Regions from separate parts of the Mus musculus genome. Here all the other regions are linked to region 4. Evidence: chromatin loops called from intact Hi-C (ENCODE). Cell type or tissue: heart. All regions are shown on one strand. Each heading gives the region's core, and the rest is flanking DNA. Links, peaks and the distances in the headings are about the cores only.

Evidence for each region. A loop is a pair of places that touch in the nucleus more often than their neighbours do. Peaks named below come from ENCODE experiments on the same cell type or tissue, not always from the same donor. Only the 100,000 strongest peaks of a DNase experiment are listed, where the experiment ranks them.
Region 1: a loop joins it to region 4, with 8 times the contacts of the local background. A loop is called at or near these places in 12 of 42 quality-filtered maps.
Region 2: a loop joins it to region 4, with 3 times the contacts of the local background. A loop is called at or near these places in 4 of 42 quality-filtered maps.
Region 3: a loop joins it to region 4, with 4 times the contacts of the local background. A loop is called at or near these places in 4 of 42 quality-filtered maps.
Region 5: it touches region 4 in a loop (5-fold over the local background); 2 of 42 quality-filtered maps call a loop at or near these places.
Region 6: it touches region 4 in a loop (2.4-fold over the local background); 4 of 42 quality-filtered maps call a loop at or near these places.
Region 7: a loop joins it to region 4, with 2.9 times the contacts of the local background. A loop is called at or near these places in 5 of 42 quality-filtered maps.

The regions. Positions count from the first base shown.
Region 1 is chr13:77,980,836-77,985,136 of GRCm38, forward strand. The region is part of intron 7 of Fam172a (family with sequence similarity 172, member A); the gene reads left to right. Among named protein-coding and RNA genes, the nearest start is that of Pou5f2, 42 kb to the right of the region's middle. In heart, for the core only: CTCF peaks have their summits at 1,866 (motif pointing right) and 2,069; no DNase peak of the experiment used is centred there.
Region 2 is chr13:76,967,558-76,971,858 of GRCm38, forward strand. All of the region lies in intron 17 of Mctp1 (multiple C2 domains, transmembrane 1), which reads left to right. Among named protein-coding and RNA genes, the nearest start is that of Slf1, 170 kb to the right of the region's middle. In heart, for the core only: a CTCF peak has its summit at 2,033; no DNase peak of the experiment used is centred there.
Region 3 is chr13:77,707,007-77,711,307 of GRCm38, forward strand. Fam172a (family with sequence similarity 172, member A) reads left to right here and starts at 1,684. Exons shown (of 10, transcript NM_001163419.1): 1 at 1,684-1,847. In heart, for the core only: no CTCF peak of the experiment used is centred there; a DNase peak (open chromatin) is centred at 1,675; H3K4me3 peaks cover 1,551 bases; H3K27ac peaks cover 1,189 bases.
Region 4 is chr13:78,199,133-78,203,433 of GRCm38, forward strand. The region is part of intron 1 of A830082K12Rik (RIKEN cDNA A830082K12 gene); the gene reads left to right. Among named protein-coding and RNA genes, the nearest start is that of Nr2f1, 2.4 kb to the left of the region's middle. In heart, for the core only: a CTCF peak has its summit at 2,643 (motif pointing left); DNase peaks (open chromatin) are centred at 1,419, 2,599 and 4,019; H3K4me3 peaks cover 3,944 bases; H3K27ac peaks cover 3,436 bases.
Region 5 is chr13:78,935,538-78,939,838 of GRCm38, forward strand. No RefSeq gene overlaps it. Among named protein-coding and RNA genes, the nearest start is that of Gm25383, 220 kb to the right of the region's middle. In heart, for the core only: no CTCF peak of the experiment used is centred there; no DNase peak of the experiment used is centred there.
Region 6 is chr13:77,133,590-77,137,890 of GRCm38, forward strand. Slf1 (SMC5-SMC6 complex localization factor 1) reads right to left here and starts at 1,879. Exons shown (of 21, transcript NM_134071.3): 1 at 1,764-1,879. It overlaps 2210408I21Rik (RIKEN cDNA 2210408I21 gene), which reads left to right and starts at 1,947. Exons shown (of 20, transcript NM_001145676.1): 1 at 1,947-2,041. In heart, for the core only: no CTCF peak of the experiment used is centred there; DNase peaks (open chromatin) are centred at 1,482 and 1,922; H3K4me3 peaks cover 2,582 bases; H3K27ac peaks cover 1,348 bases.
Region 7 is chr13:77,862,366-77,866,666 of GRCm38, forward strand. All of the region lies in intron 5 of Fam172a (family with sequence similarity 172, member A), which reads left to right. Among named protein-coding and RNA genes, the nearest start is that of Fam172a, 160 kb to the left of the region's middle. In heart, for the core only: a CTCF peak has its summit at 2,588 (motif pointing right); no DNase peak of the experiment used is centred there.

The DNA of each region.
Region 1 (4,301 bases), core at 153-4,152, 220 kb before region 4:
TTCCCAACTGTGTTTCTTGGTGATATTAGCCTGTAAAGCTAACCCTACTCTTTTTTCTTGGATACTGCTGATTTAAGATAGGCAACTAGTATGGTTATTAGAACTCTTGAAATGATCAGTAATAGTTGATGAAAGGTGAAAACTGTAAATGTCTGTGAAAATAAATTTTTATAAAAATGCAAATGAATGGAACAAGTTTCTATGTATAAATGTTTTAGATTGTTGAAAACTTGCAAAAAGTCACTTGCTTAGTGGCACTTGTAGTAGCCCAGCTGTGAGTGTTACTGTGCAGAAGCCTCTGTGACGCTTGATCAAGTGTCACTTTTCACAGTCACCTGTCTAAGTAGGTGGCTCTTGGTAATGTGTGACAAAACTCTGTTTCCTGAAGAGATCTTTGTGGAAATCTTATAATTTTTAATTCAGCAAAACTTTGCGTTAATGTAAACAATGTAAAAAATGCCTGGTTTTGTTTTATTTCCTTCTGTACGTTAGTTAAACAGTGCTACATTATAACAAGTGTATATTTGTTGCTGTTCTTTAAACCCCTGAGATTTTTAAGTCTTACCAAAGAAGCTCTTTTTAAATGGCACTAGGTGTCTTAGAACACTTTTCTAACTTTACATCACTGAAGGTTCCATTTCTGTCTTAGCCAAGATTCTAAGCATGGCTTAGCTCACCTACTCTGAAATGTTTTTGTGGGCATTCTGTTCAGGTCTTATAAAGTTTTGTCTTGATCCCTCCTCTTAAAAACAGAGCAGATGAAATGCACATAGGGCTCTTCATAAAAGCACATTTATATTTCCTACTTTGAAACTGTAAAGCTGTGTGTGTGTGTGTGTGTGTGTGTGTGTGTGTATGTGTGTGTGTGTTACTGCTTTGCATTGAGAAGTAACTCACGGGGGTCTTACAAATGATATGCAGGGAACCTTGCATAACAGCCAGTCCTCCAGTCTTTCTTTCTGTGCGATACTTTCCTTTGATTGAGAGAGAGAGAGAGAGAGAGAGAGAGAGAGAGAGAGAGAGAGAGAGAGAGAGAGAAGTGTAGTTCAGAGACTGAAAATCTGGCTTCATCTTTTTTGTACACTGTAACTCTCTCCATGGTCTATAGGCCTTTAAATACAACTTATACGTTTTCCATTCACTAAATTCACCACAAAAACTTATCCCAACGTTAATTCTGTACAAATTATGTCAAATATATTGTATATTATTATGAGACACACCTTACTTATTATTTACATACAGGATTGAGTATGCAGAATACACAGTAAAAGTTGCAGCATTTTTAAGATCAGCCTCTCCTCAGTCCAGCTCTTCTAACCTCCACTACCAGCAGGAATAGACACCAGCAGGAATAGACGCTTTACAGGGTTAATTGCAGCTGGCTGTGGGGCTGAAACCTTTAGAGCTTGGAGTGGCCATTCTGCTTTAGTCATTAGCCCTGCTGCCTGGATTGTGTACCCAGCAGTTCCTATTGGATGTCTTCACAGTGAGTGATCTACTCTACTGGGCCTGCTCACACTTGATTCATTCATTGCCTGGTTTTCTGGGTGGAAGTTTTTTCCCTAGTTACCTGGGTTGTTAAAGGCATCTTGGCTGTATCAGTGTGTGTATAGTGTGTGTGTGTGTGTGTGTGTGTGTGTGTGTGTGTGTGTGTGCATGTGTGTGTGTGCATGCATACATATGTACATCCTCATACACATTCCTGAGCAAATTCATATTAAGTGAATGATTGTTACGCCTTTCTATATAAAATAGGTGTTGTGAATAGTGAAGAATTTATAATCTGTTGCACACTTGTAATTTTAATACTTAAGCTAACATTTGCGAAGTAGTTTTAGTTGCTATAGTCTGTAGTTACGGACACTAGGGGGCACTGCTTATCCTCAGTACATCCTTCTCTGGGAAATTAGTGGAAATATTCAGCTGATTGCTTCGGTCTTACTTTAATTAACAATTGAACTTAGAGAGCTGTGGGATGTTTGAATCTTTGTTATTTTCATTTTATTTCTAGTACAGATATATAGGAATAACAAGCAGGAAAAGCTATAGATTCTCGCAAATACAGTCTCAAGTGTCCCATACAGTAACTTTTTCTCCCCACTGGAAATGTCATTCTTGGCAAAACCAGAAGGGCAAATTTGCCCAGTGATGAGGTTTAGATCCCTTGCCAGCTGTGCTGCTCACCAGCCAGAGTGAGAGAAAGCTTTCACAAGTTAGTGTGCCTCACTTGGATAAAGGTCAAAGGATGTTACACGGAGGACCTGAATGGTGGGCATAAATAGCATGTTTTGCATTTGGTTTATACACATGTATTTTAGTTATCTTGTTTGTTATTTTTAGCATGTGCTCTGGAGGGACTTGTAGCCTATCAGAACTATTTTAAGCACTATCTACTCCTCAATTTCTTAAGTCTACTCACAGATAGTGCTGTGGGCCAACATGAAAGAAGCTTAAGTGGCAGTGTAGTTAGCTGAGGGTTTACCATTTATAATTACACCTTGAATATGTTTTAAAACCAGCTTTATTCTAATCATCTTTTAGAGTCTTAATTCTCTTTCTAACTTTAATATTCATGTTTTTAGTCAGGGCACCGCCTGCCTCTCCTAAGAATATGAATACCATTTTGTGTTACATCTCTTATATGCTGTAAAAACTAAAACTCCCTCTTCCTCCTGTCTCTTCCACGCTTCCCTCCTCCCATTCTAAAAGTCTTTGAGGATGTAGAACAATTCTACCCTGCTCTGCTAATGAACTAAATCTATTACAGAACTGGTAGCATATCATACTCTCTCTAGCTATATTTTGTGAATGACACTCAAATCATTCTTCATGTTTATTAGTGAAAGATGCTGATTTTTTAATATAATAGGTTAGAATAAAGTTTTCTTGCCTATGTTAACATTTTGTGACCTACATTTGGTATTATGACAAAAAGAGGTTCTTAATGGACCTAAATTTGTCAGAGTACCAGTAGAATACCAGAATATGAGCATGTGGACACTTTTAAATAAAAGTCCTTAGTTTTGCAGCATACCATATTAGCTTTTTCTAAATAAGTACTTGAAAAAGAAATTATTTTGAAGCATTTATAGAAAGATGCATATGTATGTATATATATATATATATATATGTGTGTGTGTTTGTATGTATATATATATATATATGTATAGCCTTAGATTGATTTTTCTGTTTTAATTTCACACAGCGTTTCTTTAGACTTTTTAAAGAAAATTATTTATTATTCTCATTATTTCCATATATAATGTTGATCAGGAGCAAGTGCCTCAGCATCTATAAGGAGGTCAGAGGGACAGTGTTATGAAGTCGGTGTCTTCTTTCAGTTTACATGGATTCCAGATAGGAAAGCTGGGTCTTTAGGTTGACTCAACAACCTCTTTGCCTTGTGAGCGGTCTCTCCTACAGCCAAGTGATTCCTTAAAGTGTGTATTGAATAATACATATTTTTTAAATAAACTAGTGATGGGCTTTTATAATTAAAAAAAAATAATTCCAAGTTTAGTAAGCAGTTCAGAGAGAAACGTTGTGTAGCGTTTTCTTTTCCTAATGTGTTCCATGTGGCATCATAAGAATATTAGCCAAAACAGGGTATCCGTGACCTTTGGTAATGGATCTGTCACTTACTAAGAACAGGCACCACCTAGTTATACCTCATCACTTCATAAGCAAAATACTGATTAATCATTATGGGACAGCTTTTATTATCTTCAACATTTTATAATGTGAAATGTTATTTTCTGGTACTATCTACAAGTGATCAGATGCCAACCCATTTATAATAGGTTTTTCTTCTTCTAGCAGGATGTTGCTTTGGGCTATAAAAAGTTAATTTCAGATCCTGATATGCTTGCATTAATTTTTGAGACATTGGATGGTTATAGAACAGCAAAGAATAACATGAACGTCACACTGTGCTATACCTAATCATTGATTACCTCAAGCCAGAGACACAGTGTTAATTTGAAGACTTCAGTGTGCCCATAGAAAAGAAGAAATGTGACAGTCAGGGTCTAGAGACAGCATCATGAGGTCCCCCAAAGAGAGCAGCAGAGAGCATGAAAACAACCATGGCACTCACTCCAGCATGGGCCATGCACTCTAGCATGGGCCGTGCTTACTTCCCACTGTTCTGGGTGTCTTTGAAGTTTTATGATTAAAGTAAATTACTCTCTTGAATAACACAGCACCTTTTTTTATCCAAATATCTTATCTTCAGAATGGGAAGTCTAATTGTAATGTTATCTTTTTAGAGCCATAAGTGTTCTCTAAAAAAAAAAAAA
Region 2 (4,301 bases), core at 60-4,059, 1.2 Mb before region 4:
CATGTCCTCTGGATCACTGCACACATAGTAGGTACTAACTGGCTAAATAAACAGAGACATGCTATTAGAATGAAGCCCTGTATACTTCATATAAAATTGTCATAGTGTGGGGAATAACATTTCCATTCATATTAAAATTTTGAAACCTAACAGACAGAGTCCCTATTGCTTATAACTACACCAGATTTATTCCTAAGGGGCAGCTTGTTTCCTGGAAAACCCTGACTCAGCAGGTTTAAATTACTCCTTTTGAGCCACTTAACTTCTACATTTTCTCATTCAGTGACTTAAACTTGACTTTAATATTGCCTTCACTCAAAACATTTGCATTTAATTGCAACAGTAGTATGCTTTCCTGTTGGCATCTGAAACATATTCATTATCAGTGTCAGGCTTATGTTGAGAGAGTTTGGTTATTTGTACCCAAGAAATCATATCCAACAAAGATAACTGAAGGCATGTAAGTAGTTTTTTTTTCTACTTTTTATTGTAAGAATATGCAGCCTGTAGATACACAAATTCAAATCCTTGGCAAATCAAATTTTCACTGTCTGTTTGTCTAGAGTTAAATGGATATATGTGGAAAAAGTTATGTTTAAGAATGATAAGTCAACACAAATTTTATTTCTTGAAATGTATATGCACATATACTTGGAATATTGTGCAATTCAAGAATATATTGTGTCTGCTAATGTAGTTGCTGTAGTAGTTTACACATTAAGGACTCAAGTGGGTAAATTAATACCTAGTCCCACAAGTTATCGCTTGCAGTAGTTTTAATCAGAAACAGAAAGATGGCTTCTATGTGAACAAACATCTATTTCATGAGTCCTATATCATTGTTGATCAAATCACACTCTTGTCCCATGTGTTCGTGAAGCATTCAGTTTCTCTCTTCAGAGTAGAAGGTTAACAATTTAGGACTGGTGTGTTCTGAAGATGGATAGTGACCTCTGAAAGGCATTCATTAATCACTTACAACTGACCTGCAAAACTGAATTGAAGGAACCAGACAAACCTTTGCTAAATTGTAAGCCCAATTTTCACCTAAAATACTTAGGCAATCAAAGAGGAACTGTTCTTTTGACCTAAATTACTAGAAAATAGCATGCTGCTTTTCCTTCTCGCTGATTATGCGGATACATGGACACAAAGCTATAACATCTGCTGAGAAGAACACATGTGTTGTAAGTTGGGAGAGATGACATGGTGATCAGAAGCCACATGCAAGACATCTGCAAACAATGGATGAGAGTGAGGAGTTGCTCACAGAGATTGGACTGGTGGATGCAGCACCAGGGATATCTGTAATTTGTGTTCTTCTCTGAGTGAGAGCAGTGAAGAAAGCAGGGGTAGTTTCAAATATGTAAAGACAGTAACTACCCTCAGAGGTTTTCCCACATTCCCCCTTTCTCTCATCAGAGAAATCACCTGCAGGTCTGTAGACACAATGGACCAATTAAGAGGACAACACAGATTAGCCAGGGAGCTGTCTCGGGTTACTGTCAGTTTGGGAACTGAATGCAAGGCAAGATGAATCAGCTAACAGCCAGGGAAGGCTTGAAGAATGTGCAGAAGTTATCCTGTTGGCAGAGCAGCAGCAGGGAATATCAGGTAGAGAGATTATCACAGGCTTAGGACCTACAATGCGTTCTCAGAGTGCTCACACCCTGTTTCTTGTCGGTCTCCAGCAAGTTCAACAAATTGGAGAGGAACCATTTGCATTGGATCCAGATGTCCTGCTGGATGTGCCATAAACAAACTTACTCCATATTTCTTACATAGACGAATGGAATAGATTCCAGTGTTATACAGGTATTAGAGAAATCAGTCTGGCTAGTACTGCAATGGCAAGATACAGTGGAGGCTTTCTGATCTAGAGAGTACAGTAGGAATTGAAAGGGAATAAAAGGAGATGCTAAACATCACAAATTATTTAAGTAACTGAAACTCTCCATGAAACCTCCAGTGTTGCCTATGAATTAAATTATCTGAAGATACTGTGATGTGCCCGCAGTTTACCACAAGTGCCACTAGGTGGGGAACGTGCATTATTCATGGCTTGAAATTGCCAGTTTCTCTTCTAGCAAATGGGTTCTATCTAATTTTGAGAATTCCAGTGTTCACATTCTAATTAAATCAAATTAGACTCTCTATTAGTGAAATATAACCTTATAACTTATAATTCTAGTTAGTAAAAGGAACTGCAATGTTACTCATTGAAAATTTCAACCATAAAAGTACCTGTGTGCAACATTGAAGCTATCTAAATAGAGCACCTATGGGAGTCTCTATGTTATCTTATTATTTCCTATTTAATATCCACTCTGGACAACTTGGTATTAACTAGTAACAAGTGCCTTTGCTAATAAATGACATCAAATTATTTGGAAGCTTGCATTTGAAAATGATGTTTTATTATGAAATCTCTGAATTAGAGCCCATTTCTCCTAGCTCTCTGATCTCTCAGGTAGGTAGTATAGGTAACAGCAATAGTTAGATATTACTCTCATCTGCCTTCATTTGCTGCTAAGCATCCCAATAAAGCCATGTTATTTGCACTGTGGGCTCTACACATCATAGAAGCAGGGTCCATGCCTATGATGCTTAGACTATTGTATTACTGTGCCTGTTATACTACCAAACACAAAATAGATTCACAGTGAATTAATCCATTTTCTGCTCGTCAAAAACTAACTCAGTTTCCTTCTCATATAGTCTCTGCACATCAGTTATGACTACTTTTTTTTTAAAAAATCATATGATCAGAGTTTAACCCTGCTACACCCTGAGACTGTGTGCTTTGTCATATATGATTGAAAATATGTGTGTTTGCAAAGGTGTATGTGTGTGTACACACATGCATGTGCAGGTGTGTGTGTACAACCATGCATGTGCATGCATGTTTGCATGTGTGTGTATTCAAGAGGCATTGAAATTTAGCATTAAATGATAAATTCTAGAAATAACCTATATTTATATTGCTTAGACTTATCTACATAAACATGGTTATTCATCTATGTTATAATTACACAGGTTATTTGAATTTGGAATAGTGCTGTCATAGTGATAGTATAAATGTTAGTAGTAATTATTACTTTCAGTTTAATCTTTCCAATAACCAAGTTCTCTAATCATAATTTATAAATGAAAAAGTTTGGGGACATGAAACTTAGTGATGTAGCATTTGCCTATAGTATATCATTTGCCTACATCCCTGGGTTCAAACGCATGCCCAAAAAAGGAAGCTGCACTTTTAATGATCTAAACAAGGCACTAAAGAGCACACAGATAGCAAGGTTGATGCCGGGAGTCAGAACCACAGTCTGGGCATCAGGCACCTGGCTGGTGCACTTGTGTGTTTCACGGGAATGCCACACTGTCTTCTAATGTTTGAAATGTTCCTGCTTGAGAATACATGCAAAATAAGAAAATACATTTTTACAGAGTGGGATCTTCAGTATAGCAGTGTTGCTGAAAATTACCCGTGAACAGGGAAAATTCTAGTCTCTTACAACCTCCTGGTATTGTGTAATGTGCAACAGTTTTGTCCTTTTATATATATCGAGAGTCAGACTATCAGCCTCTCTAAAATAAGTACATAATAAATATACATCAAAATATGGAGAAAATGAAGACAGGAGTCTAATTTTCTGAGGAACCGCCAGACTGATTCCCAGAGTGGCTGTACAAGCTTGCAATCCCACCAACAATGGAGAAGTGTTCCTCAGAAAATTGGACATAGTACTACTGGAAGATCCCGCAATACCTCTCCTGGGCATATATTCAGAAGAAGCTCCAATGGGTAAGAAGGACACATGTTCCACTATGTTCATAGCAGCCTTATTTATAATAGCCAGAAGCTGGAAAGAACCCAGATGCCCCTCAACAGAGGAATGGATACAGAAAATGTGGTACATTTACACAATGGACTACTACTCAGCTATTAAAAAGAATGAATTTATGAAATTCCTAGGCAAATGGATGGACCTGGAGGGCATCATCCTGAGTGAGGTAACCCAATCACAAAAGAACTCACACAATATGTACTCACTGATAAGTGTATATTGGTTCAGAAACTTAGGATACCCAAGATATAAGATACAATTTGCAAAACACAGGAAACTCAAGAAGGACTAAGACCAAAGTGTGGATACTTTGCCCCTTCTTAGAATTGGGAACAAAACACCCATGGAAGGAGTTACAGAGACAAAATTTGGAGCTGAGGTGAAAGGATGGACCATCTAGATACTGCCATTTCCGGGGACCCATTACATAATCAGCTTCCAAACGCTGACACT
Region 3 (4,301 bases), core at 91-4,090, 490 kb before region 4:
TCTTACCAAAAGCAATCTACAGATTTAATGCAATTCTCACCACAATTTCAACACCATTCTTCACAGACATGGAGACAGCAATTATCAACTTCATATGGACAAACAAAAACTTCAGGATAGCCAAAACACTTCTCAACAATAAAATATCTTATGGGGAATTGCCATCCCTGATTTCAAGCTGTAAATAGTTTCAATGTATGCTTTATTGTGACATTGACTGAAGAAGCAGTAGTTACATATTTTGTCCAATGTTTCTCCTCAAGGTTAGACAAGGATTATCCATTTATAGGAGGTTTGATTTTTGTATGTATTTGTGTGTGCCTGTGTGAGCTTATGTTAGCCACTTGTGTATATAACTCACCAAAGGCCAGAGGGCATTGGATTCTCTGGAACTGAAGTTGTAGGCATTTGTTGAGCCCAGCCCAGGTTCTCTGGAAGAACAGTAAGTGCTCTTAACATGTGAACTCTCCCTTGAGCCCCCTCAGGTTTATTTTTAATGAGCTTGTTTATTTTGGTCATTCTATCAAAATGAAAATGTTATGTTGCTTTTCATGATTTAAAAAACCCTGTTTGAAACACAAAATTCAAGTTGCTTACTGTAATCAAAGCTTTTCTTCAGTTGTAAGTTCTACCCTACAAGCCACTTGAGCTGCAGCCTGAAATGAAACCCTAAACTTTGTAATGTTATGGGCTCCACCCAGGCATTCTTGGCTTATTTCAGTAAGTTATGTTTTTCCTCAGGAACACCCTGTTACATTTTTCTCCATCCATACATGTCCTTACTGCCCTCATGACTTCCCATTAAGTTTCTCCAAATAGTGCAATGAATAGATATTAATTTATTCAAATGATGTTTATTGTATATTTTGTGACAGGCATCTTGTCCTGGTTGAGGATACTTAAAAGGCAAGATAAAATCACTGTTTTCATCCAGTTGACATTTTAGTGGGTAAGAGCACACTGCCAATAAATTGCATCACTCTTTGTTCTGAAGGAAGCAGGAGTTGAGTTTAAGAGATACAAATTATGGGAGTGAGGTACAATATACTTTCAAGAATTCTGGAACTCCCTGTCTGGTAATATAACAAATATAGGTTTGCTAGCTACCAGCCTTTCCTCACAGTTACCGAGGTGTCAGTCATAGCTTCGTGTCTTTAGTAAATGCTTTGACCTTAATTGGCAAAATAATGGTTTTGGGATTAAAAAACAGAGAAAACATCAGAATACCATATAAAATATTAAAATCATTTGTGTCTATTGCTCACCACTATTCTACCCTAAAGAGAAGGATTTTTAGACCTTTTTTGGATAAACAGAACACCAACATACTTCTCATTTGAGTTAGCTCTCAATAGGATATTAGGGTTAACTTCCTGTCTTAATTTTGTGATAAATACAATTTTTCAAACATAGGTCTCAACTTGAATATCAAGGGTGGGGTGAATTTACATGAACCATGGACGGACATGGGGAATTCGCTTAAGGCCAGCATCACAGAGAATATTGAAATTCCTCTTTCAGAACGAGGCTTTAGGATAGTTTAGAATAGCAGCGTACGACAGGGACATGCCACAACAACGCACACCACACACACACTGCCCTCTGAGCCTCAGGAACAGATGTAGAGGTTCGCTCCGCCCATTTCCGGGTTCTTGGCGCCGCGGCCGTCGCATGCGTAATGACGTTTAAATTCCCTGCAGACCCGGAAGTGCAATCGAACTTGGTCGGGGCGCGGATCTTGAGAGAGAAAGTCCGAGCCAGGGCGCAAGGGAGTTCGCCCAGAGATCTGGAAGGCCACGCCTCCTCGCACCTACCCTCTCAGCATTGCAGCTGGGGACAGAGCTCAGGTAGGACTGCGCTGGCCACCTCTGCCAGCCGCCGCAGGGGCGAGACCCCGAGGGGCTGGCCTGGATGGGACTCGGGCGGGATGCTGGCGCCGGGATCCTGACTGTCAGAAGCCACGCGTCCTCTCTGGGTCACTTCTCTTACCTATGTGCAAGATCTTGCAAAAGGGCTGCCTCACCTGCCTTGTCCACTCTCCAGGCAGGAGGAACACGTGTGACCTGGGGTGGCTAGCCTGAGTCTGAGTCCCTGAAGCTCTGGTTTTCACCAGATACCTTAGATAGAGGAAGAGACCCTCCACTTACAGTATTGCAGTTGTCTGGTTGAAGTTGTTTTTAGTTGTTTGTTTTCATGCAAAGATTGTCAACCACCAAAGCTGTGGCATGCATTAATAGCAAACATTGAAGTGTGCTTATAAAATGCCCTCAAAAACTTGTATCATGTGTAGTTAGTAGGATGTGTACATTTGTCTGTAAGTTTCTTATTTCTGAAGTAGACCACATCACGTGCTTCTCATTTTCCCAAAGTGTCTGTCTTTGGAGTCAAGTAACTTCTGCCTAAGAGTGTTTGGGCTATATTTAAGAGACAATTCGTACTGTCCATTCTCCCCAAATTCTCAAAAAAGCTGCATTGAAAAAGTTCTGTGGCCTGGACCAGTTACTGCCTTGTTTTGAAATAGCTCCATTGTGGTGGTGCTCTTAAAGCTCATGGTTGGTCTTGTCTTAAAGCACTGTCAAAGTATTCTGTTTCTCCTTATTCTTTTTCCTTTCTTGTGAGGGACAGATACCCCTTTTCATTCTCAGACTAAGTCAGAGCAGGCTAAATTCGGGTTTCAATGTCATTGCACTGGTATGCACTGGTATGGTGCATTTTGTAAGCTTTCCTACTTTTAAACTCGGAGTCTGGTCCCTTAACCTGTCAAAGAGATGAGAACCGAAGGGCTGCCTGGAATGGCTTTTTGGCCGAGACTACAGCTGCACTTGTACATAGAGAACAGAATCCAGGCCAGGAGGGAAATAGAATTTATAAAGCTTCGAGCATTGATCTAGTCATTCATCTATTTGTATTGACTAGCCGCTAACAGTATGTCTGATAATGTGCTGTGTTCGGCGAAGATAGTAGTGAACAATACAGAAAGTTCTGGACTGGTGGTGGGTGGAGATCAATCCTCATGCAGATGCATAAACAGGAGTGAGAAAGGTAGCGAGGAAAAAACGAAGCAAGTGGAGGAGAGAAGGGGCTGTTGAGTACAGATCCAAATTAAGTGAGGAACTGGATTCCACAGTTATGGGGGGTATGGTGTAGTTGAGTACAAAGGCTCTAAGGTTGAAATACATTTGTTATCACTGGAGTAATAAAGATATAGGGCTTAGTAGTCTGGAGAAGGCGTATTCAGTGACTTGTTACATTTATGATAGTTTGTGCTTATTGATCACCAACTTAGTTAGCTTTGGGAGGAGAATCTAGGGTCAGTACACATGTAAAGGTACTTCCATGCTCAATAAAGAGCAACATTTAGTCAGTTAATGTCATGTATGTTGCCCTTTGTTTTTGTTAGATTGGATTTGCCCAATAGTGTCAGTATTTAGTGAATATGTCTCTCCTCTGTACCAAATTTACTTTTCATTTTCTTTATCATTATAGTAAAATGTACCTAATAAAATATTTTAGTTGGGCAGTAGGAGGCATCTCTGACAACAACAACAACAACAACAACAAGAAAAACAACAACAATTTCAAGACTTCAGTAATGCAAATGATGTTCATGTTGTTGAATAGCTATCATTGCTGTTTGTCTTCAGTACTTTCTCATTTTCCTGGATGAACTCTGTAACATATTAAATACTATCTCCTCATTGCTAACTCTCTTAAGCCCCTGGCAACAATGGAGCTTCTTTCTGTGTCTATGACTCTGACTATTGTGGACATATCATATGAGTGTACTCACACAGCATTCGTTCTTTTGTGACTGGCTTATTTAACTTAGGACAATGTCCCTACGTTTCAATTGTTATCGCATATGTCAGAATGCCCTTCCTTTAAAAGCTGAATATAATAATCACTGTATAAATGTATCAGTTTTTATGTATTTGTTTACCTGTGGATGCTTGAATTGTTTACTTTTTTGGCTACTACTGTAAATGATACAGCTGTGTGCACAAACATCTGTTTACCTTACTTTCATTTCTCTTGGTTATATATCCTTAAATGAAGCTGATTAAATGAAAATTTGGAATAGTTTACATCTTGAATGCTCATCTTTTATGGTTACGTCCTCAGAGAAGTGCTACGGGGAAGAATCAGGTCGTGCTCAGAGGTTTCCATTCGGTCTTGCTTACAGGTTTTCATCATCGAAGGCATGCCCTTGAGGAGGGTAGTGGGACCTTAGCCCCTTCCTCCTCTCTTTGTTTCTGCTTCTTGGCTAGAAGTGAGCCCTTTGCTTTGCCATGTGCTCCTTT
Region 4 (4,301 bases), core at 199-4,198:
CCGCACCCCCGCGCACACACACACTCGCACACACACTCGCTCACCCGCGCCGGGCGCCCGCCCGCCCGCCCGCCCGCCCGCTGGCCGCTGGCCGCTGGGGCTACGCGCAGAGCGCGGGCTGAGCCGACATAGAGGAAGCGGCGAGGGCGGCGGCGGCCGCGGAGGAGGAGGTCGCGGCTGCAGACGCTGCTGGAGGAGCTGGCCGCCGCTGCGTGCTCCGCTGGAGGAGCCCGGGCCCGGGCGGGAGTCCGAGCCGGAGTCGGGGCCGCAGCCCGAGAGCGAGCCGAGGCCGGTGCTGCCCGTGCCGCCGCCGCTGTCCTGGCGGGAGCCCTCGCCCGGTTTCAAGAGTGCGGGGAGCTGGGAGAGTCGAGCAGGATCGGGACGAAGCTGCCGGCGAGGATCAGGGCGCTCGGGTGTCTGGGGGCCAGGTCCAGGGCCGGACGCAGCCAGCCATTCAGGAAGGCAGCGCTGGAGAGCGGGAGGCAGCCGGCGAGGAAGATCACACACTTTGCTCTTTTTGTTGTGCGGGTGGCGCCGGGTTCTCTCTGCCTTCTTCTTTCGGGAGGTGACGGAAGGGGGAGAAAAATACGAGATAATTCACGCCAGCGACGAATTCACAGCGAAATAGGAAAAAAATAAAAATCAGAAGAAAATGCTTGAGAAAATAAGGAAAAAGAGAAAGCGAGAGAGACATCCAAAGTAGGTCGAATAAATAATCCTCTTCTTTTCCTCTTTCTTGCTTCTTCTGCTTCTTCTGCTATAACACACAGAGCTAGTTAAAAAACCCTGGAGATCGCCCAAAAATGTTCTTTTTTTAGTATTTTAAATAAGTGCTCTTCAGCTGGGAACCAACACCCTCCCTCCAAAAAAAATCATATATATATATATATATATACATACATATATATATATAATAACGATAAGAAGAATACTGAGGGGTGCCTCCTCCTCCTTTTTTTTTCAAGTTTAGTCTTCTCTCTTCTAGAGGAAAGGAGTGAAAGAGAAAAGGAGGGAGAGAAAGAGGAAGGGCGACAACTAGTAGAATATGTAAGGAAAAGAAAGGGGGAGAGATAGGGCAAGAGGAGAGTGGGTGAGAGAAAGGAGAGGAGGGAGAGAGGGGCGAGAGGAGAGGAGAGGAGAGGAGAGGAGAGGAGAGGAGAGGAGAGGAGAGGAGAGGAGAGGAGAGGAGAGGAGAGGAGAGGAGAGGGACCAAAAAATTGAATGCGTTTAAACGGGAGGACACTCAGAGCAATGTTTCCGAAAGGGGGATCTGCGCGAATGTCTGTATATAGTGAACTTTGACACTACTATTGAAACTGACACGTTTCTATGGAGATCTCTGCCTTATATGGAGCTCGTGTCAAGGAGCCAAGAGAAGGGCTGCTGGCAACTGATAATCAAAGGCGACTGACTGGTCAGAGCCCTGAATGGGGGGTGGGGGGGGGGAGAGAAAATGGGAGGCTAAGGTTAGCCAAGCCTCCTTCACGCCATTGGTTGGAAAGTCCTTTTCCCCTCCCCCCAGCTACCTACAGTCTGGGATGTCGAGGGGAGGAGAAGAGAAAGTGAGGGGGGGGGTGCTTCTGACAAGCATAATTTACATTGAGATCGCCCTGCGCTGCTATTTACTCTGAGACCTGATTAGTATGGGTCGTGTATGGTCACACACACACACACACACACACACACACACACACACACACGAGGGGAAAGGGATGATGAGGGGAGAACGCGTTGTGATGGGAAAAAACGAGGAGAAAGAAATTACTGTATATCTTATGAAAACTTTTCAGAATTAGGTTTTATGAGCGTAAGGAGTGGCACTGAAAACGTTAAGAAAAAAATTAATGAGGAAAAAAACTCCATCATTTTAATGATTTGTGAAGTCTACTTGGTTTAGAATCTTAGTTCACATTCAATATAATCTTAGTCTGTATCCCGCTCATTTTATATAATTATGAAAAGCCTCCTCATTTAAAAATCTGAAGTATATCATAGTTTCGGAGGCGTAATTACGACAAAGCACACACATGAAACTGCAGCTACTGCCACAAATTCGATCCGAATCGATGATTCCTATTCATCCCAAAGATGATCTTAAAATAAACTTTCCAATCAATCCTCTTTTTCCTTTTTCATCATTTTTATTCCCAGGATGCTCAAACTCCAAACAATGCTTCAATGATTATTAATAAAGCATTTGTAACTCCTCATATTGTTGTGGGGCGGCTGTTAGTGCGGACAAGTCAGTCACAGGAAAAGAGCAAACGAACGAACGAGAAGACGGGGAAGAGGGAGAGGGGAGGAGGGGAGGGGACGAGAAGTGGGAAACGGAGGGGGAGGGGGAGGGGGAGAGGAGGAGGAGGAGGAGGAGGAGGAAGAGACTGAGTCTCTCACTCGCTGTGTGGTGGTGGTGGTGGTGGTGGTGGTGGTGGTGGTGGTGGTGGTGGTGGTGGTGGTGTGTGTGTGTGTGTGTGTGTGTGTGTGTGTGTGTGTGTTGGGGTGTGTGTGACTGAGACCCCATTCCCGAAGGTGATTGGTCGCAAAAGGAGGGGTAGGCAGGAGGAGCGGGTCCCGCCGCGGGCCTTGCAGGAATCGCTAGGTCGGCCTGCCACCTAGCGGACGGGAGCCGCTCTCAGGCGGCACGCAGCCGAGTCCCTCCTCCCCTCCTCATTGGCAACCAGTGCCTTTTCTCCAAACCAAGACAGCACTTTGAAAATTCTTTCAATGGAATTTTTTTTTCCTTGAAAGATGGTACTGGGGAAAACGATACTTCTATTAGTTACATATTCTCCAATCCCACACTCGCAACCCCCCTCGTTTTAAGATCGCTCTCATCCGCAGGCTCAGGCAGGCACAGGGCGGCAGAGTGACAAAGCCACGGCTGCCTCCACCCGAAGTGGGAGTGGGAGTGAGAGTCCCTCTTACCAGCCCTCAACTAGGGAGAGCGTAAAAGTTTGTCTCAAGCGTTCCGAGCGCCCCAAGGTAAAGGTGGAAGTAAATGGCCAAGTTGTATGGAAAGAGGTAGGGTTTGGCTATTAATACTGGTTCCCACTTTAAATCTCACTAGTGAGGGCTTTAGAAAGCGCTGAGTGTTTGGGGCACGCTTTGCGCTTTTTGGTCTCTGGGATCTACCACTTAGTGGCCAGTGATATATATTTTTTTTAAAGAGCAGAATAAAGACTTTCTTATGTATGCCCTTCTATTTGGAATAATGGAGACTGCATTCTGCGTGCTGCGGCCCATTGTACGCAGATGATGGAGAGGCGGGACATGGGGTGGCAGGGGCTCCTGGCCTTAGCCTCTCAGCCCTAATATTCGTGATCAAGTCTTCCGGTTCGTTTAAAGGTGAAATTGATATGATAAAAAAAAGGAGGGAAGGAAGGGAGGGGGGAGGGAGGGAGGGAGGGAGGGAGGAAGGAAGGAAGGAAGGAAGGAAGGAAGGAAGGAAAGAGGAGAGAGAGAGCGTGTGCGCGCTGTTTATATAGAAATTCTAAATTTTACTCCCCAAACAATCAGAGACAGGGAGTAGTGAGCAGCGGAACGCAGCAGAGAAAGGGAGGCTGGGGGAGGGAAGAGTCACAAAACAGTGGGAGAGGAAGCAAAAAGCAAGCGTCCGGGAACCGGAGGCCTGCTGGGTGCGGGGTCTGCATGCCTAGTCTCCCTCGGACTCTGGGCTGTACACGGTGGGCACCAGAAGTGAGACTCGGCCAAGCCCTGCCGTACCAGGCAAGTAACGCAAAGATAATCGTGTGTGTGTGTGTGTGTGTGTGTGTGTGTGTGTGTGTGTGTGTTTTGAAACTTGGGGTCTGTAATCTTCGATAACGTGGCTAGGTAGAAAGGCAATCGTTACTCGTCCTCGCCAGCCTAGATAAACAGTCAAGGCAGCCCAGGTAGGACCCGGAGAACTTTCGTCCGGGCCTGGAAGGTACGCCTCCTTGGAGGAGAGGATCCTTGCCAGCCCATCAGTCCAAACCCAAAACAGGTCCTCTCACTAACCTCTCCCACCCGGAGCGGGAAACGCTACGTGGGCAGGGGACCCGAGATTGCATCAAGTTTAGCTTCCGCGCGGCCAGCCTGCAGCTTGCAGAGATGGAGAAGCCGTGGAGCCCGCCGGCCTCGGCACCTGTGCCTAGCCGCGCCGCAGACAGGACTTCGCGAGTCGCGCTCAGTCGCCAGCCTGAGGTCGCCCCGAATAAAATAAGGCAATCGATGGCTGCCCGTTTGATGTGGGCGATAGTGTCAGCGGATTAAAGGGGACAGCGGTTCTCCAAAGCACAGAACCTCGGTGGCCGTGCAGAGCT
Region 5 (4,301 bases), core at 141-4,140, 740 kb after region 4:
ACAGATTAACCATAACTTGAATGGCAACACACTAATTCCTCAACCAAACTGGAGACTATGGGTTCACATGCAGTTTCAATATGTTATCATGTTTGGCAATCTTCCTCCCTCCATAGACCAAGAAACATTAACTCACCACTCTAATAGAAGCATATGAAAACACAGCTGATGTAAATTGTACTCTTTTAACAGTTTCCTCCATCCTTTCCTTTGGCAACAAGGTAAGCTCACATTTTATTCTAAAACGTCTCTGAGAATATTTCAAACTTACCCCTTCTCTGATATTCATGTTAATGCTTTCTTTCTCAAGATGTTAGATGAGACATCAAAGAATGGGTTATAGTTCAATCTGTAATTTATTATTGGAACAGAAAGGTATTTAATGATAGGGAAATTACTTTAAAAATCATAGTACCATTTTTCAACATCCAGCTTTGCTAGAATTATTTAGATTACAAACTCAATAGTTTTTTTTTTTAGAACCATGATAGTTTTAATGTGGAAGTTCATGCTATGTTTTTCCAATTGTTTGGTAATACTGAGAATCGAGCAAATCAGTAGACCCTCTCTGTGGGCTCTTTAGAGGCAAAGCTAAAGTCTTGGAAGGCTTTGGTGGGAGGCCTTCGCCTTCCAGGCCCTTGTGAAGGAACCCTCTGTCCTAGAGTGGGCTTGCAGCTTCTTGGGGAGGGGAGCCATTTATCACAGTCCTAAATGAAAGCATTCTTTAAACACAAATGTCTTTTTCTCCCTTTGTCTAATTACTGAGAGGAAAAGTGAGAAGGAAATGTCAAAACAGAGAAACAGTGGTGTATAGAGAGAGCAGCCACTCTGGGGCTCAACCAGCTTTTGTGAGGGTCTGGGCGATTTGTCAAATGGTTGTGGCATAAGTCAAGCTCTGAGGTTCAAAGGTCTTGACCTAAGAAGTCCTGGAATCAGACAGTGTAAGCAAGAGGTCTGCTAGAATTTTCAGCTGTAGTGGAGATGAACAATGCTGGGGTCTGAACATAACAAAGCTTCATTTGCATAATTCAGGTAAGTAATTTTATTGAAACTGACAGGGATGTGACAGGCTGAGAAAGAGAGCAGAACACACTCTTGCTGGGAACCACAAGGCTCCTCAGTTAGGTATGTGAAAATAAATGACAGCTAATCTCTTCACTAAAAAAAATCTGTAAACAATGCCATTTTACCCAAGACTCACCCATGACCGTTTACAGAGCAGGCTATAGATTCTTTAGGCAACTTTTCCAGAATAGAGCAAAGGGAATTCACCACATTCAAACTCTGTTTCAGGCTTTAATTGTGGTAATAATTACCTTCATGAGTAAGAGTGTTGTCTAAGGCAGGCCTACATCGGGGAAAAAATAATAAACACATTCCAATGTAGAAAATGATAAAAGATTGAGACTATATAAAGCTAATTTTTATTAAGATTAGATTGGGAGGACAGAGTTGAACAGCATATACTAAGAATGTGAAAATGGCATGCACTTAGCTCTTGAATTTGTTGAAGTATGTAAGAAATCATAATATCTAGTGATTCATCTCAGTCCCTTTTTTCTGTTCTAAAAGGTATGGGTTTAAATACAATATAAATTTAATATTGATACGTATACTTGAAAATAAAAATATTTAAAATTTAACCACTTTTTTTCTTTATAAGATTTTATATCATCAGCAACATATGAAAATTAGGTTTTATGTAGGATGGACATAATTACCAATGCTAAGCATCAAAACAAATAAGGTTATCATAAAAGTGTTTCCTTGTTTTTCATAAGAGAAGCTGTGTTCTTAAGAGCCCTTTCCATGTTCTTTGTACTCAGTGTTGTTTTTATATGTGGATCACCAGGAGGTAGCTATATGTCGTTTTTAATTCTGGCTGCTTACCAGTCATTGCTGACTTTTATAGGCAAGGGCAGTAATGGATGAAAGTAGTATCCAAACTGGAGAAGAATGCTACTGTAATCTAGTTTATTCGAGGAGAACCATGTCTACTGTGCCCTTTCTATATGCAAAAATACGAAACTCACTTAGTCAGATGTGAGCTGCAAAAATCTCCAAGCCTTTCAGGATACCAAATGTACACTCACTCCTTCTGCAGTATATGGAGCACATGTATAGTTTGACCAAAATGTGGATCATTCCATCAAATGGGAAGCAGTTGAGAGTTCTGGCTAGATCAAATGTGGATCTCAGTATTATAAGCAGTCTAATGCATAATTCATGAGGCTTAATGAATATTCCAATTCATGACAGCCAACTGGCTCCATAGGTCACACCTCCCAGTCTCATATAAATAAAGAATGAGATACTGGAAAGCATACCAGCTGAACCAAACCGAGTGCCAAAAACATGCATATTAATGAGGCACTATAATAGATACTTGACTCTTTGGAAGTGCCTATATTGGTTTCCAGCTACAGAGAAAGAAAGTTCACAACGTACCTTTATACACACCATACTGTGCACAAAAAGCAGCTTTCTCTATGAAATATGGAATTGAATTATACTGATGTGATTTCAGATTCAGTCATTAACTCCGTAACATCCTCTGACAGTTCCTCAACGCTGAAACATTCTAGAAAGATCCCCACCCCCTGCTCCCATGTTCCCTTGCAACTCTCAACTTGGTAACTAGGGAGAGGAAGTCCTTCCACAGTGCTGTTCTTTTATGTGTTCTGTTTAGACCTTGGATCAGTATGAATGGTAGATCAAATGAATGCATTTGTGCAATTTTTTTTTTTTTGGCCCCAATCTATGTTTCCTCAGTACCATGACATCTGAACAGAAGGAGAAAACATCTCCCTTTTGTAGCAGGCTAATTTAATTTGTACCTTCCACCTAGGGGTAAATATGTTTGTCTGTCTGTCTGAGCTTTTCGCCTACTTTCTTTTCTCACGGGAAACCCTACTGAGTCAGACAGCAGGAAATTGCTTAGCGCTCTAACTTTATTTCAGAGTAATTTAATTTTAAGCCTTCTCACACCCACCCTAAAGTGAAGCAACTGTTGGAATCCCCTCGGGATGCCCTTAATGACTTCTGCATGTCTCCTGTGTCACAGATGTCAAAGGCTTGTTGTTTATGAGAATAGATGGTTTAAAAGAGACTGCTTTGGGCTGTTTGACCCACAGAAGATGGACATTTGCCTTAAGATGAGGAAGAAAAAGATCTTGTGCGTTTACATTTATCCACATCCTTTTGAAACACGGATCTTTATTTTTAGTTCGTTTTTGCGATTATTTATGGGTTGACCTTGTATGATGGGGGATGTTACAAAAGATTTAAACTAAGAAACCTACAAACACATCTTCCAAATAAAACAGCAGTGCACAATTGCCTATGTGTTTGTTCTAAGTGTTGGATATCTTAAGTTATCCAAGATATCAAAGAAAACCTCAAGTTCAGCTATGGCTAGTATCAAAATAGTGTATTTATTAATAAAGTCTTAAGTAAAAATGTTTCTTGCTGAAGTAGTTCAGTTTATTAAACTGTAATCTGTTTCTCTTAATTCTGGTAACAGTTTTGGTGCAATTTAAGAAAACAAATGCCTAATTTTGTTCATAAAAACATTTTCTAATTATATTTCCTTTTGTGATATTTTTATTTCTACATTAATTTTAATATTATATTTAGATGTAGGATGCTAATTAATCATTCTATATTGAAAAATACAAGACATTAGACAATGCAATATAAACAGACTTTGTCTTTAAAAAAAAAATTATTTTGTTAAAAATATTTGATGACTCACTGCAAAATGCAATTTGGAATAAATCATTACCTTATAATGAAGAACTCATTACTCATTACCAACTATTTTTTGGTTGCCTATTATGATACCTCAATTTCTGTGTGTCTAATTTAATGTGGATTATAGTAATAAAGCTATATTAATTTATCATGAATTCTGTGCTGTATGTGATTAATTCTAAAACAAATGAGCATATTAAATAGTTTTTATAAACAAATACTTAAAGCTTCCATATTTTAATTTTTAAAAATGTTATATGAACATATGTGCTAGAACCATATGGAGAAATGTGGCTTTGTCTGAAGACATAGAGGAAGTAATATTACAGTTGGGTATAAGAATTTTTCATCATTTTATAAATCTCATTTTTGTATCCATGCTCCTTCAACAACTCTGAGTGACTTGCCATGTACGCGATTATCATGCACACTCCTTCTTCCTTCGGCACTTTTGATGTGGGAATAAAACACAGATAATGTGATTTAAATTCACTAGAAATGTGGGCAACTAGTTTTATTCTGGGTGAAATATTGCGTGTTTTCTATAT
Region 6 (4,301 bases), core at 79-4,078, 1.1 Mb before region 4:
TCTTAAACAATCTTATGAGGCAATTTTACAAAGCAATCTAATTTCTATCAGTATAGCAGGAAGGTAATACTACATGAAAAAAGAATCTACTACGTGGGATAGGAGACATTTAGAACAACAAAATGAAGAAATTAAACAATTATTAATCATTTTCAAAAACATAATTCCAATATCTAAAATATTCACATATTTCCTGGAATATTCTAAAGAGTTTTATTACTTTCCTATTGATAAAAGTTTCTATTTTTCTCTCTCAAAACAGATTTGGATCAATTATTGAAAATTTTCATGCATATTATTAAAATAATATATTTTAAATTTCAAAATAATCTTGTTGGAATCGCTTAAAAAGAACAGGTGATGTTCGACTTAAGTTCTGAAAGTATTCAGTCTCCTTTAGCCTTATGATTTTAACCTATGGAGAACTGAATTTATTCTTTACCTGGTTTTTAAAACAGTGGAAATTTGTAGAATAATACAGCCAAGAAACAAACTGAAAATACTATTTAATTAGTAAGCCTATACTATTGGTTTCCTAAAAATCAAAGAGGCAGCCATGGAAATTGTGAATGCATGGAATGGAATTTTAACTGCTCTTTATTTTGATTATGAAAAGGAATTACAACAGACTACTGTTTCATACACCAACATGATCTAAGCTTTCTGCTTTACAAAAGCAAAAATATTCTAAATCATATCATTGATTTTCACCCAAGTCAATGAAGCATGAGAAAAATCTCGACTAAGAAAACAGGTCTAACTGAAGTTTAGTTGCTTATTGAAGACTGTCTCACATTAAGATATATCTAAACATTTGAGTGTTTCAACATCCTAGGTCGTGAAATTCTTAATGTTACCTTACAAATAATCAAATTTCTTCTCACACAAATCTACCCAAATGATCAAGCTATGTTTTGAACACCTAGAATAAACAAGAATCATTCCATTCACAGCAACAGCTTGAAAACCAATATAAGACCTGGGTCGTGATTGAATTCAAGTCATTTCCAATGTTTCAAAGGAATTTTTTCTCTTATTTATTTATCTATTTTCCTCTGTAGAGGATAGTCATTTTTCACAAAAGAGCTTGGGGAATTGAAAATCAATTTCGATCAACCACAGGTCCCAAATCCCGATTTGGAGTATTAAGGTAAATGAGTATCAATTTAGCCAGACCTTGAAAACGCAATACATTTCTGTCACTTAGAGTTGTCCTGGTGCTCAGGAACCCCAGGAACACAAACCCTTCCTTTAGGAGAGGTGCTCGCGCGCTGCTGTTCAAAGCCTACAATACCGCTGAGATAAAAAGCTCATTTTCATTTCGGTGTGAAAAACAATTCTACTCGAGAGAAAGAATGTCTCGTTTTTCATCTTAATGAAAGGCAGGCCCTGGGAATCCCTGCCACCTTCATGGAAGCTAAGGTTTGTAGGCATCCAAGAACTGGCACGGGGTGAGGCGTCCTAGGCGGTTCTATGGAAACGGGAGACGCGAGCGGCCTAGCGCCCGGAGCCCCGGCAGCGGGCAGCGGCCTGGGCGCGCTGCGGGGCTCGCCAGGGACCTGTCTGCCCAGAAGGGCCGGGCAGGCCGAGATCGGAGGGCCCGGCCATCGGCACGGGCGCGGGCCCCGAGTTCACCTTGAAGGAACCAAGGCTGTGAAAGCACGAGCGCCAAGCGCCTCCGCGGCCCAGAGAGGACGGCCGGGAAGTCAGAGGCGCTGCCTGAGAACGCGGTAAATGGCGTCTTCCGAGCTGAGGCGCTTTACCTTCCCGGCCGAAGCTTCTGGGCTGGTTTCGTCTTGCGAAGCTGCCGGTGGTGGCGGTAGGGGCGACGACTACCACCGTAGGACTCCCTGCTCCAATAAACTAGGTTCTAGGAAACAATTTCCCGCCGCGCGCTCGGCGTTCCCGGAAGCAGTTTACCAGTTCCGGGTGGTTGTCAGTGACGCTCTCGAGCGGTCGCCAGGGCTGCCTGAGATGCCGACTATTTGGTTCTGGCCAGCGCGTCAGGCCCTTGCAGGATCAGCGCCATAGACGGAGATTGGTAAGTGACTTTTCCCTCTCTTCCCGGTGTTTTCGGCCTGCCAGCTACCTGCCGAATGTGGATAGGACCGAGAAGTGAGCAGACAGAAGTTGGCCCCCTAAATCCCCATCCTTTCCTCTGGTGCCTGATCCTCCTTGAGGCTGGAGAAGGCCCTGGGATCCGGCTCACTGTCTTCATTCGCTTGACTTACCTCCAACGTGGAAGTCGATCTTAGCCGAAGACAACTGGTTCTGTGCAGTGTTTCTACCCTGTCTATTCGCAGGGTTTGGTCTCCCTGTTTCTTGAAAGTTACATTATGTACCCTTTACTGAATACTGTTAAAATAGTTGGGGGTTCACTTGGGAGGGCAAGCAGGCAGCTGAAGACGGCGGCTTTTGCATGCATTCAGAATGGGACATTCCTGATTTTCAATTAATTGAACTTTTCTCCTTCAGTTTTAATTAAAAATGGCTTCTGTTTTTGTTTTTTTTGTTTTTTGTTTTTTTTCTGCTATGCATTACTGAGACGCTATCATTCCTATAACGGTATGCATCAGCTTTAGATACACGTTTTATGTTGTGGAAATCATTGATTAGAATCAGGTACACTTTCAGTAAGGAATGTTCTGACTTTACTATGAACTCACTGCGAATAGTTCAGGATAATTTTGGGTGGGGATTTGGAGTTACCCAGAGGAGTTGTAAAGAGAAATTGCTTTTGACAAATGTCTAGTTCGAGGAAAGATGCTCATTTATTCAAAGACGCAAAAAGTGTTACTCTTTCTTGACCAATGCAGTTTCCTCGGGGGAGTTCACTCATCCTCTTATTATTTGTTGATCACCTTTTCCCATTTCTCCAAATCAGTCAATCTCAAAAGACGTCTAGAGTGTACCATAAATTAAAATATAATATTAGGACTAGAGAGATGGTACACTGATTAAGAGCTCTCTGCTCTTCCAGAGGTCACTAATTCAATTCCCAGCACCCACATGGCAGCTCACAACTATCTGTAACTCTAGTAACATGAGATTCAGTGACCTCTTCGGGTGTGCAGGTATACATGCAGATGAAACACCATGTACATAAAATATATGCATAAACAAATCTTTTTAAAAAGAAAAATGTCATATATTCAATTAAAGGGACCTGAAGCATCAGACAAGCGCCCCTTTGCCTTTTGAGAGTAAAACTATATTTAGAAAAGCATGTTGATCTTTTTAACTGCCTGTTTGATTAATCACTGAACTTTTATAGTTTCTGAATGATGCAAATATTGTCACCTTATGATTTTTTTAACTTATATCTTAAACAGTTATAAATACTTTCAGGGAGATTTTATGTTCGTCACGCATAGCAACTAGCTTTAAAAAAAAAAGCACTGTTCTTATTTGTGCCTTGGATTCATATAGCACTTCATGAATGCTCACAGGTGTCTCTGCCTTCTGCCTAGCAGTTTATATTCACTATTTAATGTTTACAAAAGAAAAATCCTGTCTCTTTGCATACATTTTATAGTGCAACTGAGAGGTCGTAACATATACGTATAAAATTGTCATGACTGAGATTCCAGTCTTCCTGATTCTGGAACTTAGCTCTTTACTGTATTTACCTATCATGGTGACATGTGATTGTAATTCCAGTGTTTGGGAAATGGGACATTGGGAGTTCTTTTTTTCTTTTTTACACTCCATATTTTATTCCTCCCTTGCCCAATCCACCCTCCGACTGTTCCACATCTCATATCTCCTCTCCACCCCCTGTCTCCTCGTGGATGCCTCCAGCCCCCACCCCACCTGACCCCTAAACTCCCTGGGGCCTCCAGTCTCAGGAGGGTTAGGTGTATCATCTCTAAATGATCACATACTCGGAAGTCCTCTACTGTATGTGTGTTGGGGGTCTCATATCAGCTGGTGTATGCTGTCTGTTTGGTGGTTCAGTGTTTTGAGAGATCTCAGGGGTCCAGGTTAATTGAGACTGCTGGTCCTCCTGCAGGATCGCCTTTCTCAGCTTTCAGCCTTCCCTAATTCAAAAACAGGGTTCAGCTGCTTCTATCCATTTGTTGGGTACAAATATCTGCATCTGACTCTTTCAGCTGCTTGTTGGATCTTTCAGGGGTCTGTCATGATAGGTCCCTTTTTAAGAGTACTCCATATCCTCAGTAATAGTGTCAGGCCTTGGGACCTCCCCTTGAGCTGGATCCCACTTTGGGCCTGTTGCTGGATCTTCATTTCCTCAGGCTCCTCTCCATTTCCATCCCTGTAATTCTTTCAAACAGGAACAA
Region 7 (4,301 bases), core at 229-4,228, 340 kb before region 4:
TCCAAAGTATGTATTGTATGGACACCTTGCTATAGATTGTTCTTGGTAATTGATTTAAGAAATTACATCAGGTAAAAGATATAATTTTATCAACTATCTGATATTCAGATCTCTAAGAACCAAGGTAAAGGTTTTTAGACTTATGCACTAATATAAAAACATGTTACTATTGAGGCTAATTTAATGTAAGTTCTACCTTCAACCACACTTGAAGTAGTTTGTATCTCTTTGAAGCATAAACATCATCAGTTGGGAATATTGCTTATGTCACCGCCTTAAACTTTGTAAAGCATTGGTAATATCTAGTTATAAGTCATGTTTATGATCTGTTAAAAATATATATTTTTTCAGTTTCTCTAGGTTTAAATGTATGCTTGATAAGAGCAGCTTTTCTTTTCATTTGGCATATAAATGAATGTCAAAATTTATTTAAATAATAATAGTTTCTATTTCTCACTTAGTTGTTGCCATAATAAAGTATTTTCTGATTGACAGTTTGCTTTTGCCTATTTTTTACACATCATTTCTATAATTTTTCCTATTCAGAATTATATAAATCATGTTCTATATTGGTAGTTCATGATCTGCCTTGGTTGCACGAATGGATGATTTATGTGTGTGTGTGTGTGATGGGGTCTTACTATCTAGCCTGGTTTATCTTGTTCTTTCTGCCTCAACTTCCCAAGTGCTGGGTGCTTTAAACTATCATTAACAACATTTCACATTAGCTGTTGTGAAGACATCTAAACTAACTCTCTCTCTCTCTCTCTCTCTCTCTCTCTCTCTCTCTCTCCCCTCCCTCCCTCCCTCCCTCCCTCCCTCCCTCCCTCCCTCCCTCCCTCCCTATGTATGTAAGTGTAAGCATTCATGTGTCTGTGTGAAGGCTGTTGTGTGTATATTTGTGGCGTCATTTGTAGGTCAGATGTCAACCTTGTGTATTGTTCCTCAGGATACATCCATCTTGCCCTGCTTGTGTGTGTGTGTGTGTGTGTGTGTGTGTGTGTGTGTGTGTGTGTATTTGTTATTTGATATATGCCTGTGTGTTCATGGGTGTGATGAACAACCACACATGCGTATGTGGAGACCAGAAGTCAACTTAGAGAATCTTTATCCTTTTCCATAATATTTTTAAAGACAGGCTGTCATCTTGTTTTGTGGGTAGAATGGATTGTCAGTGACCCTGTCTATACCAGCACTGCAGTTAATTTTACCTCTTGCTATTCCTAGCTTTTTATATGGGTTCTGGGCTTTGAACTCAGCTCTTATGCCTTCACATCATTTTAATCTTGAGTTTCAGCCATGTTTTAATGTTTAGCATAGTTTTTTTGAAAAATTTGCACTTATTATAGAACAAAATATGTTTATCTCCTCCTCTTATTCTCTTCTCCATTTCCCCTTATAGCTCCCTATATGTTCTTTCAATGTCCTGTCAAACCTTTATATATATACATATATATATATATATATATATACATATATATATATATATATATATATATATATATATATATATATATATATATATATATATATATATATATATTTATTTAAAAAATGGCATCTGTTTTACATCCTTGGCCTATCAGGTTAGTGAACCCCAGGGACCCCGCTACCCTCACTTCCCTAGTGCTGAGATATCATCTGTGATTTGTCACACCCAGCTTTTATGTGGGGCACAACAAGGACTTTGTGAATTGAGCTATCTCTCTAGTCTCTCATTAACAATTTCTTGTCTGTAAAATAAGCTTAGTACTTATATCTCAACTCTACTGCAGTAGTGAAACATGAGGCACACACAACACACTGTTCTTGGGAACATTGCCTAGTTTTATAATGCCAGTGAAAGGTATAATTGTGAGCAGTTATCAAAAGGGTACCTCATGAACCTTTGACTTCTTTTCTTGGGTCTCTGTTCTGTAATATTTGTACGTGCAGCACTAGAATGTTCTTTCTAAGTAGAATTGAGAATTTTCTTCAGTATCAAAGTTACTCTCTTTTAAAGTCTTATTTGGAAAACCTAATACACACATATTCACTGAGGGTCAGAACAGATAAATGGGATGTTAATAAGACCATAAAATAGCTTCTTCATGATAGCCTACTCTTTTATGCTCTATCCTTGTCTTTATGAATTCTCCTGGGATTACATGGCTTTCACAGATTTTTGTATAAAAATCATTACATAAAAGAGAGAGAGAGAGAGAGAGAGAGAGAGAGAGAGAGAGAGAGAGAGAGAGAGAAAGAAATGAGAAATGAAAAATTATTATGTCATCTCTTTTATTCATTTATTTATTATTTCCCTCAATCCATGAAGGTTTCTTTGCAGATTTTTGGACCTATTTGGGATCTGCTAGTGTACTCCTTTGTGCTTTACCTAGTCCAATCAAGATCATGACTAGATTGATTATATGATCATGTAAAAGTCTGTTCAGTATAGACTAAATTACTCATTATCAGGAATACCTAAGGGCTGCACATGGCAATGTATTCAGAAGTAAACTGAAGCAAAGACAATTTTGTGTTTATGCCTGTAGTTGGAACAATGCAACTACCTTTGATGTTGTTTACCAGGAATATTCTTGAGCCCACAAGATGGCAGTATTACTTCATAAAGGTAAACAAACTAATGAAGTGCTTGGTTTTCCAGAACAAATACAGGAAGCTCCTGACTGTAGCTGCAAAACTCATGGTCCTTGATGAAGTATGGAAGGCAGTATGGAAAGCAAGAGAACCTCAGAGGAGGAAATTACTTATGTGATAAGTCATGTAGTAACAGTAGTAACCATGCCAAATGATGTGGAATCTTTCCATGTCCCTTACCTTCAGCATTTATAAGCGAGGTAAACATCACGAAGACACATTTTTAAATATGGTCTTGTCTTAAGCCAGGTTCAGGCCAGTGTTCTAGGCATTCATGTCTGTATCCTTATTGTGATGGATCCCAAGTATGGAAGCTTCATTAGATCATCTCACTTATAGAGGTGACAGACTTCAGAAAGATTTTTACATAGGAAAATGGAAAATTGGGTTTCAAAGGTTAACCATCAACCCAAGTTATTCCAAATACCAATTGGTTTTATTAATAAGTTTCTTTGTAGATCATATTTATGTACAGATTATAAAGTTTGTACTACTAATGATTGAAGGTATAAATTTAGCATTGTAGAGATAAAAGGATTTATGACTCACTCTTGTTCTTCATACTGCTAATAAAATCAGTTTTTATAATTGTTTAATAGTTTAAGAACTTTACTTAGTCCTTCCAAATGAATTTTCTAATCTGTTATTTTAAATGCAGTGCTTACCTTCTTTCACAATCAGACACTCATAAAACCAATTTATTTTGAATGAAGGAGTTTCTCTAGTGGATGTTGTATTTTAACCAATAACTGCATATAACTTAATAAGAAATATATCTTCTTACTGGTACAGTCATTATGTTACGCTTAATAAGCTTTTATGCTGTACAGTAGACCTTTGTGATTTAAAGGCAAACCTACTTTCTTCTTTTCTAGTTCTTCATTTGCTTCTACAATATTATTTGCAGAGATAATACTCCTAGCTCCATATTAGCTATGCTAATGGAATTTGAACTGCTACTAACAAGCAAAGCACATCTGACTTCTAAACACCCCTTCATTGTTTGTAAGGCTTTGAAGATTTATCATATTTTAGGTTATGTAATTTGTTTTGGTTTTGCCTTTGTCTTGAGTAGAGAGAAAGTGGTCTAAGTTACTGGAATTGTAATGAGTATGTTCTTGGAGGGATATCTTGTGACAGACTTATTTATATATACTAATCTTGAGAGTATGTTTGGTGTTTGCTTCCTCTGCAGATACTAAGCTTTTTTAGTGTATCATTAACTGAAAGGTTTTTTTTTTTTTATTAAATTGGGAGATTAGAGATTATTCAGTATTAAGATAGCTTAATCACTGAAATATTTTTAAGTAACATTACTCCATTGCATTTGGCCTTTGCATAACGTTTGTAAAGCAGTTGTAAATTTTAACTTGTTACATAGACATAAAAGTAAATCTAAGGAAACAGGTGTGAATTAACAACAAAACTGCTCAGAATGAGTGAAAAAGTTCTGTTCTGGGAATTTTATCATCCCATCATGCTTATATTGTTTGGATTTTTTTAAGGATCTGAAAATTCTTTATTCTCCTTTCCCTCTTGCAGACATTCTATTTGGCCTCTTTCTTTCTCTCTTTTCTTTCTTTCTTTCTTTCTTTCTTTCTTTCTTTCTTTCTTTCTTTCTTCCTTTCTTTTTTATTAGATATTTTCTTCATTTACATTTC